Regions from separate parts of the Homo sapiens genome. Here region 1 is linked to region 2. The links are chromatin contacts, found by Hi-C or POLR2A ChIA-PET in ENCODE. All regions are on one chromosome and are shown on one strand. Each heading gives the region's core, a stretch centred on a gene start or an enhancer-like site at or near the end of the contact. The rest is flanking DNA. Distances are from core to core; before and after follow the strand shown. Region 1 holds the start of LPCAT1 (lysophosphatidylcholine acyltransferase 1). Region 2 holds the start of SLC9A3-AS1 (SLC9A3 antisense RNA 1).

Region 1 (6,625 bases), core at 1,675-4,174, 1.1 Mb after region 2:
AAGAACCTCAGCTGAACTCACTAAGATCCTGTACCATACCATTTACCGCTCTCTACTAAATCTATATCCTTGCTTTAGCCAGAGGATTAAAACATTGCACGTATTACAGACCCTGATGGCTTTGATACCTCTTTTCAGATCTTAATGTGCTGTTTTCTGTCCAAAGAGATACTTAAGCTCCTCACTAAATCTGTAGTTAAATGACAGATGGGCTGGCTGGAGGAGGAGGTGTCCCCGCATGGCGCTAATCCGAAGACACACAGCAGCCCCTCCCAGGCGGCAAATGCTCACAGGTAAATGCAGGTACTCACTGGTTTATCTCAACTGGGAACTTAGCTGGGTTTCTGCGGGTTCTTGAGTGTGTCAGCCACTACTGGACCCATTTCTTTCTTTGGGGAAGAAGGCTTTCTTGGCTTGAAAGACAGGCTATTTCACTCTGTGGAAACTTTACAAGAATATATCACATCAAAGTAAAAGCTTTGCAAAGCAATGCTTGGTGAAAAGCAAAATGTTTCTGCAGAGAACTTTGAGAACGTTTACAAACTAAACCCTTGAGCCACACATTGCAGACATCCAGCAGAAACGACTGGATGTACAAACACACCTAATTCCTCAGATGGAACCTCTGAAGTGGCAACAAAGCAAGCCCCCTCTCTGAGAGGCCCCAACACCTCAAGCCAGGATCTCTGCCTGGCTTCGGCCCAAGGGAGAACAGCTGCCCAAAGCCTTCAATCTCGGGACCAGGAGCCTCTCGATGACCCCCTGCCCAAGAGCCACTGGGAGCAGCTTGCACCCTGAGGTCTCGGGGAGGAAAGCAGGCCCCTCTGGGCACTCTGGCAGTGCCCTGACATCTGTACCTACCCATGAGAGTCTCTGCCCTGCTTCTCGCCAGGGCAGTGGGTGCACACTTTTGGACAGAACACACCTCAACCGGGGGCTGCAACTATGACAGGGATGACGAAGTGGCCTCCGGGGACCTCCAGGGAGGGGCTTGATGTTTCCCCCCAGGGAGCCAGGAGGGAGTAGGAAAGGCAGGAAGAGAGAGCATGCCTGAGGCAGCCATAGCTGGGGCAGGAGCAGGGCTGGGGAAGCCCTGGAAACCACAGCAGGGGTTCGAATTTCATCCGGGGGCGTCCCCGCTGAGGGCTTCCGAGCAGCAGAGTGCAGGAGGAAGAAAGCCTGCTGGGAGTGACTCAGGGAGAGTGACCAGGGAGAGAGCCTGGTGGCTGGGTGGGGGTGAGGATTGAAGAGGAGGAATGGTTGAGGGGCACAGAATGAGCGACCGTGTCCCAAGTCCTCCTTTGAGGGGCACAGCACACGGCAGCTGACAGCGTGTGGCAGACAGAGGGCCAGGCAGAGCGGCGGCAGAGGGGCCGGCACCGCCCCAGCCCCAGAGTCCAGCTCCCGACACACAGGGAGACGGGGGCCAGGGCCTGGGAGCCAGGCTGGGGACGACCTCACCCTGTGTGTCACCAGGAGGGGCGGCACCATCGGGCTCTCCTGCTCCCCGTCCCCTTCCATACCCTGAGGACCAGCCGCATCAAGGGGCTTTGAGCAAAAGCAGGCGTCCTGGGAAAATGACAAGCTCAAACTGGCCTCAAGAACTTTTCACTTCAGGGTTCTTTCAGATAAAGTACTTTATGCATTAACAAATCTCCATCTTCCCGGAAATCTATTCTCACAATTGGAAGCGTGCTCCCTACAAACCGGACAGCCCCATAGGCCCCGAAACAGTGCTTGCTTCTAGGAATTATTCTAGAGTCAAAAGTAAGGTCCTCTTGAGAGTGGATCTCAGGTAACTGTAAGCCCAGCTGGCAGCCAGGTAGCCGGAAAAGCCAGGCTGAGCCAGCACATCCCCGGTGCAGCTTCCTGCAGCGAGCGGCCCCCTCCCCACGACGCCCCCGGGTCTCCCCTCACCACTGTCCCATCGCAGGATCTCAGCAAACCGTTCCCTCCCACGTGGCAGCCCAGGTTGCATAAAGTTGATTCGGGTCAGACCAGCCCCGAGAAAGCATCCCTTACAACAGGAGCGAAGCATGCACCCCAGAAGGCAACGTGCGGCCGCAGAGCAGGGAGACCCGTGCGCCTACAGGGGACCCTACAGGGGACCCGCACCGCCCGCGCGCCCTGTCCCGGGCACCACCAGGCCCCGCACACGAGGCTCACCCAGAGCCGCGGTGCCCTCCCGCCCGCGGGCCGCGTCCAGGCAAAGCCGCTCCGGAGTCCCCGGGCTGCGCGCAGGGCCTGCCAAGGCGGGCGGGGCCCGGACCAGGGACGAGCGCGGGGACCGGCGATGCGGGTCCAGCCTCCCGCGGGAGCCGAGGTCGGGGCTCTGGGAGGCAGAGAAAGGGTTGTGGGCCCGGTTCAGGGTGCAGGGGTCTGGGGGGAGGAGCAGAACGCGGGGCGGGGATGGGAAGCGGGGACCCCGAGGAAGGCGCTGAGGGACCAGGATGCGCGTGCGGGCGGCGGGAAGCCGGCGCCGAGACCGAGGCATCGGGTGCGGGCGGCGGGGACGCGAACTGAGGGGCGGCCGCGGGGAGGGAAGGCGCCGCGGCTCGCAGGGCCGCGCCGCGCCCCAGGCCCCCTCCCCGGCCCCTCCTCGGCCGCGCCTCCCTGGCCCCAGCATCCCTGGCGTCCGCGCCGGCTCCCGGGGCCGCGCGCCCTGGGCACCCACCTGGGCCTTCTGCAGGGCGCTGAGGCGCAGCTCGTGCACGAAGGGGTTCCGCCCCGGGGGCGCCAGCAGCCGAGCGTCGCTGGCCCCTGCGCTGGAGGCAGGGGCGGCCCGGGGTCCGCATCCCCGCAGCCTCATGGCCGCGCCGTCCCGCGGCGAGCGCAGCCGAGCTGCCTGGGGCGCCGAGCGGGGCCGGGGCTAGCTGGGCGCGGGTCTCGGGGCGCGGGCCGAGGATGCGCGGCGGCTGGAGCGGGCCGGGCGCGCAGGCGCGGGAGGTGACGTGGGCGGAGCGGGAGCGCCGGCCGGGGCGGGGCGTCCCTGGAAGCCTCGCCTCCCGCCGGCCGGCAGGGGCGGCACCAGCCGGAGTTCCGCTACCTGGTGGTTTCTCTGGGGTCTGTGGGGGGCCGGGGCCGCTGGGGACCGGGGGCGCCTCCTGCAGCCACTGGAGCACAGGGATCCCCGGCAGGGTCTGCGCCAGGAGAAAGGGAGGTCCCCCGGGCCCGCGAGGCTGCCACGTCGTCCCCTTCCGCCGCTCGGCCCGCCTGCTCGCGGGGAGGGAGGAAGGGGCGGGCACGCGTCCAGCTTACGCGCAAGGCGGGCCAGGCCCTGGGTGCCGAGCCCCGGGCTGTTCCGGCGAAGGCCCCACGCCATTCTTCTTATTCGTTGGGCTCCTAGCTCGCACCGGCGACCCTGGAAGCTGCCCCGGGCTGAGGGAGCTTCTTCCAGCCGCGCCTCAGCCCAGGCGACTCCCGCCTGAGGTCCACTCGACCTTAGGACCCCCCAGACCTCGGGATCCCCTCAGATCTCAGGACCCCTCAAGCCTCAGGACCCCCTCAGACCTCAGGACCCCTCCGATCTCAGGACCTCTCAGGCCTCAGGCCCCGCAGGGATGGCCCAGGCAGGAGGCGCACATAGGGGCCCTGACTGTCCGTGCTGGTTGTGCAGGGGCTGCGATGAGATCCCAGCGCTTTCTCACCCGTAGCTGCTTTGGCTCGGGCATTGCCCTTGTGGTGCTCAGGAGCCGTGTGAGGAGCCCCAGGGTGGGGCCCATAATTAGCCGGAGCGAGAGTAGGATGGGCTCCTGCCTCCGGGTGAACACGCTTGGATTTCAGAACTCACGCAGGCCTTCGGTCACAGTGCTCACGGCTTCCTCACCCCGGCTGGCCCTGTTGGTTCCTTCATGGCCAACGGACCTCACCCAGACAGAGCCGGTTTGGGCCACCTGGCCAACCCCCCAGGGTCCTGGCTCCTGGGGATGTCACTGCTGTGTTGGCCCCAGCTGGGCCCCATCCTCAGCAGACGCCAGGGAGTGCCCCGACCCCTCCAATGACCCTGCCTGCGCCCTTGTGGACCTCATAGTGCAGCGGGCTGGCAGAGACCCTTCTGTGTCTGAGACCGGGGTGAGGGCCAGGGGTCTGTGCCATCCACATATCATGCACAGAGAAGGCCCCGGCAGGCCAGACCCGCTGCATGGCCTTATTCCTGCCCCATAAGAGTCCCAGCCCATATTCCTGCCCCATAAGAGTCCCAGCCCATGCCTAGCAGCAGCACCTGTCCCAAGTGCCACACCCACGGGGATGGGGTGAGCCCTGTGTGCTGGTGGGCATTGGTGGCTCTGTGGCCCAGCCACCAGCGTTGCACCCACCTCCTGGGCTTTTAGTGGCCACTTGCTCTGATCCCCAAAACCAGAGCCCAGCACCCGAGGCCACCCAAGGCTCCTCACCGAACTGATCATCAAGAAAGCCCAGGACACAAAGCCTGCCAGCCACAGGGCAGCACCTGCACCCCAGCGATCCAGGCGGCCCCACCTGCTGCCTGAGTGCTCTGGAGAGGAGGGGCCCTAGGGTGTCCCAGTCCTGGGATGAGAGCAGCCTCAGGACTGGACTTGGAGAGCCATGAAAGTGGGGTCCTCCCAGAAGCACAGGCCAGGAAGCGGTGTGTGGCGGAGGGGAAACCTGCTGGAGATGGTGCAGAGCCAGATTCAATGGGGAGAGCTGCCAGAGAGTCATGGCTGTGTCCCCAGAAGATGCAAAAGTCCTAACCCACAGCACCTGTGGCCGCGACCTTATTTGGAAACAGGGTCTTTGCAGATGATCAGGTTAAGAGGAAGTCATTAGGGTGGGCCCTAGTCTGAAATGGCTTGTGTCCCTATAGAGAGGGAGATTCGGTCTCAGAGACAGACACAGAGAGAGCTCCATGGGAAGGCCAGGGTTCTGCTGCTACAGGCAAGCAGTTCCCAGGAGCTGGAGAGGCCTGGAGCAGGTCCTCTCTAGTGCTCTCAGAGGGAGCCTAGGCCTAGGGTGCCATGATCGCAGGCTTCTGGCCTCCAGACTGGGAGAGAATAAATTCCTTCTGCTTTAACCTGCAGAGTGCAAAGTGAGTTGGAACCCAGGGAAGGAGGTGGGGAGGCTGGGGGAAGAACCTCATACTGCCCGGCAATCTAAGCAGGGTCAGCAGGTTGTCCTTGAGCCAAGGTCGGTGGAAAGAGGAGTCCCTCTCCCAGAGGGGTCTTAGGTGGAGCCACTGTGGGCAGCGTGGCCTTGGTGTAGAAGCTCAGTGGATCCTTGGGTCACAGGCACCATGTGGAGGAGGCGCAGAGGCCCAGCTCCGGGGTCAGTACACAAGGGGGCACAGCTGGGAGGGTGGGTGTGACAGGGCCAAGGGCTGTGCAGAGCAGGGGGCAGGACTGGGGCACACTCGTCCTCACCAAGCAGAACCCAAGAAGGCCCCAGAGAGCGGCCAAGGAGCGGAGGTCCCCAGAGGGGCTGAGTCCACGGAACTGCCCCATCCAGGAGGACTGGCCAGGAGAGAACTGGGAAGGCCAGCCAGTGGTAGTAGCAAGGGTGGAGACCACCACCCTGCAGGGTGCTGTGGAGTGGGCAGGAGTTACAGAGGTTCTTTCCCAGCTACCTGAGAAAGGAGGAAGCGTGATGGGCAGGAGGAGGAAAATGGATGCTTGGCGGGAGGCTGGGATCCAGGGCAGCAGCTCAAGGAAGGGGCCCAGGACATGTTCCTGGGTGGAAGGCAACAGGCCAGCCTCACAGGAGACGTTGAAAACCCCTGTGAGAGGGGGTGTCATGGGCCCATCTCAGTCTGGAAGGATTCTGCGCTCAGAGGAAGGAAAGGCCTGGGGCCCGGAGCGGGGACTCCTTCTCTGCTGCAGCTGGAAGGGGTTGGATGGTCCACAGGGCACGTGCCCAGGGGGTGGGGAGCTGGGGCACTCTTGTGTGTGGGAGTCAGTTTTCTCCTGGGGACTGCGAGGGGTGGGGGAGAGGGGCTGCTTATGGGGAAATCAGCGCAAGCGTGGAGGAGCAGCAAGGAAATTCCTCCACCCACACTGGGCCTTCACACTTAGGCTTTGGTTCTGCTATGTAATGGAACGTTCTTAAGACCTGGAGGGTCTGGAAGCTTGACTAAGAGAAGTTGGTCTTGGGTGGGGAGGTATAAGCAGTTTTCTCTGTCTAGCAGGGGAAACATGAGTTTCTCATTAGGACTTAGTTTTGGGAAAACCACCCTAAGGGCCCTTTAGCTACAAAGGGAGCCCCCACTGTGGTTCTCAGGAACCTCCTGGAAGCCCCCCACAGCTCCCTGGGGCTGGTAACCACACCCCTGAGGCTTCTTGCTCTGGTTTTGTCTCTGTTTTAAGAGTGTAAGCTCACAGAGAAGTGTTTCCTATACTCCAAGTGCATTGAGAACACAAGGTACCTGCTTGTTCTGGTAAGGCTGAGTATTTTTGTTTTGTTTGTTTAATTTTTGAATTTTAGAGTTATCTATAGGATAGAAAAAGATATTCTCCTTCATTTTCTACTAACATCTTTTTTCAGTTCTGCCTTTCATGGTTGCATTTTATTCTATTTGAAGATTTTTTTCTCTGCATGGAGACCTGATATTCTCAACACCACGTATCAATCACAGACTCCCACTTGTGGGTCCACTTCCAGCATGAACAGAAAG
Region 2 (4,588 bases), core at 2,019-4,518:
TTGAGTGCACCTGGCATACAGTAAGTGCTCAGTAAATGCATATGAATTAGAATTCGTAGTGTTCACAGTCATTAGAGTGTCCCTTATAAGAATGAAAAATGCATTTATTTTCCCACTGAGAGGGAATTCTTGTTACTTCTGGAATGAGTGCCCAGGGCGAATGGTGGTGAGTGTGCAGCCCTCACTGGTGTTTTGCTCTGATTCTGTGTGAGGGTCACCGCTGGGACCCACGGTCACTGGTCACATCCTCCTCACGGGTGCCTGCAATGACAGGCCTCCGCAGGGGGCTCTGACCCCATCTGTCTGCACCGGAGGGGCTGTGCTCAGATCCAGGGGTCGCGCCACAGCTGTGTCCAGTGGCTTCCTCACACCAGCTAGGAAGGGCAGCAACAGCACGTGCACGCACACACGCACACAACGCGCACACACACGCATGTGTCAGTGCTAATTTTTGGGCAGAGCGATGTCTGCCTACAGGAGACGTCTCCTTAAATTCTCATAGGTGGATATTTCTCTTTTATAAACAAAGTTTGCACCCAAAATGCCTTGAAATGTTTTTAATAGAATTGGTCTAGTAATCGTTCAGGATTTCGGTGATGGGCCCTCCCTGTCTGGACACTGCCAACCCACAGCTGGAGGGGCACTTAAGGCACGTCATTTTGTGATTAGAATTACACGAAATTTGATTAATATTATAGCTGCAAAATTAACATACACAATTTTCACTCATAATTTAAAATATTTTGATGAAATTCTTTGCTTTCACAATAGAAGATCAATGGTACACAGTATATTGAACTCTGTAACAAAATTATTTTTGAGAAAATACAGAAGTGAGAAATAGTGATTTCCTCAATTTGTTTATAGTCTATCACAAAGTAGGCCAAAGTTCAGTATTAAATAGATATCCTAATAAAAGTTTTTACAAGTTTTCCTAAGGAAATACATTCATAAGACTGTTTACCTTCTGTTTGACAGCAGTGACAGGAACGTGGGGATCCCCACTCATGACGAGTCCCTAGCACTCAGCCCCTGGCACCCACAGCCCCGGCGCGCTCCGTCACCTGGTAGGGAGCAGCCTGGGCTGCCGTGAGTGAGGTGTTCTCACTCTGGTTCCGTGTTTGTGTTTAGCCTGTGCAATTCTCGTCAACACAGAACACCTGCCTGCCCACCCCCGGTGCTGAAGACCGACCAGTCAAGGAGGTGTTGGTGGGAGTGTTGTGTTCACCATGTGGAGATCAGGCGGCGATTACCGCATCTTCTTTGCTGACTTTGGTAACCGGGTGTCCAGGGAGGAGCGATCGGGAGTGGCCAAGCAGTTGCCTGGACTCAGCTTCTGACTCTGCAGCTGGGAGTCAGATGCAGGCCCAAGGGTCCAGGGGAGTTGTTCAGCGCCTGGAATCGCCATGCATTGCGCGGTGGACCGCACGACGCTCCTGCTCTGTTCTCCCAGGCACAGACAGGCACTTGGAAGGCAGCTTTGCTCCTCTGGCCACCCGGAAACCTCCCAGCAGTTCAGATGGGACAAACTGGGGGCCTGTCAGAACAGCCACTTGTGCCGGGAAGGCCAGGCCCCGGCCTGCTCCGATGAACGTCAGGACGGTGGCTGCAGCAGGGAACCAGGGCTGGCCTTGGATCTGTCCAGTAGGGTCACTGACTGGGCAGGGCTTGCTGCATAGAGGATGGCTGCATTTTGTGCTCAGAGTTGGTTGAAATGGCTACGAAGTGTGGAGAATAACCACTGAATCCCAAAAAGTCACTGCGCTTGATCTGATCCAAGTAACAGTGACTGCAGTTAGGGTCGAGAGCTTCTCCGAAGCAGCGGTCATGCAGGCTTTTGTGTGGCTGACGCTTCCCTTTTTCACAACAGTAAAAAGCTATCAATGGGAAATTGTGGACTTTTCCCACCAGGGACTCAATGGGGACTCAATGTGCAATATTCAGTCAACATAAAACTCTTTAAGAACTCCTCCTGACTGGTGACTGTCAACACTTGATCTGAAACGTGAATAGTTTAATTTTCCTGAGCAAGGAGCTGCGAGTCTAGCTTTAGAAAAGCCCCTAGGAGTGTCCACCTCCACCACTTCCACCGTGCAGGCAGGTTTCAGGTGGGTTGGACCCTGTGGGACTTGCCGTCTGAGGGATGGATGGACTCCGAGCACCCTCCCCGGCTCAGCACCCGCGGCCTCCGCCCACTCAATGGACTGTGCCTCCCAGAGCTTGGGCTGGATGGTCTCCCTGCAGAGGACCAGGAGCTCTGTCCAAGGCCTCGCCCTGGGACGCTGGAAGGGGTGGGAAGGGTCAGGGGTCCGGGGTCTAGGACAGGCTCAGGGGTCTCAGCAGGTTCTCCTTGGAGGGCCTGAGCCTGGTAGGGGGGCGGTGCCCTGGGCCCCTCCATGCCCCCTGGTTTGTTAAGGGGGACAGAGCAGCTGCTGGGCCCCACCATCCACTTAAGGACTGGCCGTGATTCTTGGCAAGCTCCGCCCGCCAGGCCACCTCTCACCCAGCCAGGGCACCCCGGGCGACCTCCGCGCCAGGTGCGACAGCTCAGGCCGGAGACCTCGTCTGTGGGGACGGGCCGTGTCCGGGGCCGCCACCCTGAGACCGGGCGCGGGCAGGACGGAACCTGGGGGGGAAACGGGGCAGGTACTGGCTTTAGGAGTCTAAATCCCCAAACGCTGAGCAGACGGAAGACGTTCCTGCCACTTTACCTGCAGTTCAAAGACCTGGCGAGGGCCTGGAAACGGCGCTCGGCCCAGGCCGCTTGCGGGCGCTGGGCCTGCAGCCGCTGCAGGTCGGGCCCTGAGTCCTGGCGCTCGGGAGGTCCCTGAGTCGGTCCCCGAGTCAGTCCCCGGGCGCGGGGCTCGGTTGGGGGGGCCCGGAACCTTGGGCTGGTTTCACGCAAATCCGTTTGGGGCGAGCCTCGGTTTCCCGGCAGCGGTGGGAAAGGGCGCGAGCGGCCAGCCATGGCGCGCGGACCCTTCCCGCCGGCGGCGTCACAGCGGCGTCTCCTCCTGCTCCAGCGCGTGCGGCGGTGCGTGGCACGAGGGCGGCAGCGACGCCAGCTTCAGCAGCGCGGGGCGGCGGCGCGCGCGAGGCCGCTGGAACGAGCGCCGGCTGTGCACGCGGCGCGCCGCCGCCGAACGCGCGTGCGCACTCGGCAGCCCTCGGCGCTCCGGCCCCGCCCCCGGCGCAGGCCCCGCCCCCGGCTCGCCCTCGGGCGGCTCTGCGGGCGCAGGCGCGGCACTCTCGGAGTTCTGCGCAGGCGCTGGCGTGGGCGAGGCGGGGCTCGGGGCTCGCGGTCGCTGTAGCCGCGCGGGGATCTGGGGTTTCTCTGGGACAGCGGCGGCGGCGGTGGGCGGACCGTGGCGCGGGGACGAGCGGCCGGTTAGCGGCGTGTCGGAGCCGGTGTCACCTGCGGGAGAGGAAGGCGTGAGCGGCGCGCGGAGCCCGGGCGCTGGGGCGGGAGGGGCGTCCCCGGGGGCCTCAGCTGTCCCCGAGCCCGGCGGCTCTCGCCTCCCCTCCCGCGGCGCACCCCAGGCTCGGCGTCCGCTGGGGCCTCCTCCCAGGACCCGGGTTCGCGGGGCAGAGGCGGAAGCAGCAACAGCGAAGCCCCAGCCCGGCCCCGCCACGTCCCCCCGCCGGGGGTCCCGGGACAGCGGCCTCCTCGGCGCAGGAAGGTCCCGCCCCAGGCCCTGCAGCGCGGGAGGTCAAGGTCCCCAAGGGGACCTGCTTCCTCCATCTCAAACCGCCCTGGCGTCCCCCGGGTGCCTCCCAGGCCCCCAGAGGGAGCTCAGAAAGCCCAGACCCCACGGCCCGCCCCTCTCCCTGCTCTGAGCTGGAGGCAGAGTCCGGGTCTGCGGGGCCGGCCCTCCCTGTATCCCTGTGAGAGGGTCGGGGACCCGGGGCGTCTGTCTGGCTTCCCCCAGCCCTGCTCTCAGCTCCCTGGGAGCGCAGGATTTGGACTCGCGGACTAGCTTTCGGAGCCACCTAAAGGAAATCTCAGGCGGCCCTAGTGCCCTCAGCTCCGTGGGAGCAGCAGAGACGCCAGAGTATCTCTGTCCGGGCTCCTGAGGGAGGTGCGGCCAGCAGGGCGCTAGAGGAGGAAGAGGGGCTGCTGGAGAGAGAGAGCGCGCCAGGTTCAGGTCCAGGGAGGAGAGAGAGCGAGCGCGCGAGGCGGAGACCTGGAGGGAGAGGAGCTGCGGAGAGGGGTTAGGCGGGGAGGGAGAGAGAGAACCAGGTTCCGGTCCAGGGAGGAGAGAGACAGCGCGCGCGAGGCGGAGACCTGGAGGAGAGGAGCTGCGGAGAGGGGTTAGGCGGGGAGAGAGAGAGAGCGAGCCAGGTTCAGGTCCAGGGAGGAGAGAGACAGCGCGCGCGAGGCGGAGACCTGGAGGGAGAGGAGCTGCGGAGAGGGGTTAGGCGGGGAGGGAGAGAGAGAACCAGGTTCAGGTCCAGGGAGGAGAGAGACAGCGCGCGCGAGGCGGAGACCTGGAGGAGAGGAGCTGCGGAGAGGGGTTAGGCGGGGAGAGAGAGAGAGCGAGCCAGGTTCAGGTCCAGGGAGGAGAGAGACAGCGCGCGCGAGGCGGAG

Evidence for each region. Hi-C counts contacts between places; a loop is a spot of excess contacts on that map. ChIA-PET counts read pairs that join two places held with the same protein, here RNA polymerase II (POLR2A). Pooled maps may share reads with other maps.
Region 1: a pooled map shows a loop between it and region 2 (8-fold over the local background). The contact joins the promoter of LPCAT1 here to the promoter of SLC9A3-AS1 in region 2. A Hi-C loop is called at or near these places in 1 of 37 single-sample maps with no recorded cell type and 8 of 50 pooled maps. POLR2A ChIA-PET finds 5 or more read pairs at or near these places in 1 of 52 experiments (activated T-cell).

Annotation. Positions count from the first base shown.
Region 1 is chr5:1,521,036-1,527,660 of GRCh38, forward strand. It overlaps LPCAT1 (lysophosphatidylcholine acyltransferase 1), which reads right to left and starts at 2,925. Exons shown (of 14, transcript NM_024830.5): 1 at 2,675-2,925. The coding sequence starts at 2,809. RefSeq lists an enhancer at 448-952, silencers at 2,113-2,312, 2,583-2,892, 2,913-3,312 and a cis regulatory region at 4,082-4,317.
Region 2 is chr5:469,968-474,555 of GRCh38, forward strand. It overlaps SLC9A3-AS1 (SLC9A3 antisense RNA 1), which reads left to right and starts at 3,269. Exons shown (of 7, transcript NR_125375.1): 1 at 3,269-3,432. SLC9A3 (solute carrier family 9 member A3) reads right to left here. Exons shown (of 17, transcript NM_004174.4): 17 at 489-3,415. The coding sequence ends at 3,412. It overlaps SLC9A3-OT1 (SLC9A3 3' UTR overlapping transcript 1), which reads right to left and starts at 2,998. Exons shown (of 2, transcript NR_024158.1): 1 at 2,712-2,998; 2 at 543-1,998. RefSeq lists enhancers at 1,950-2,592, 2,593-3,233 and silencers at 2,477-2,606, 2,967-3,036, 3,157-3,976.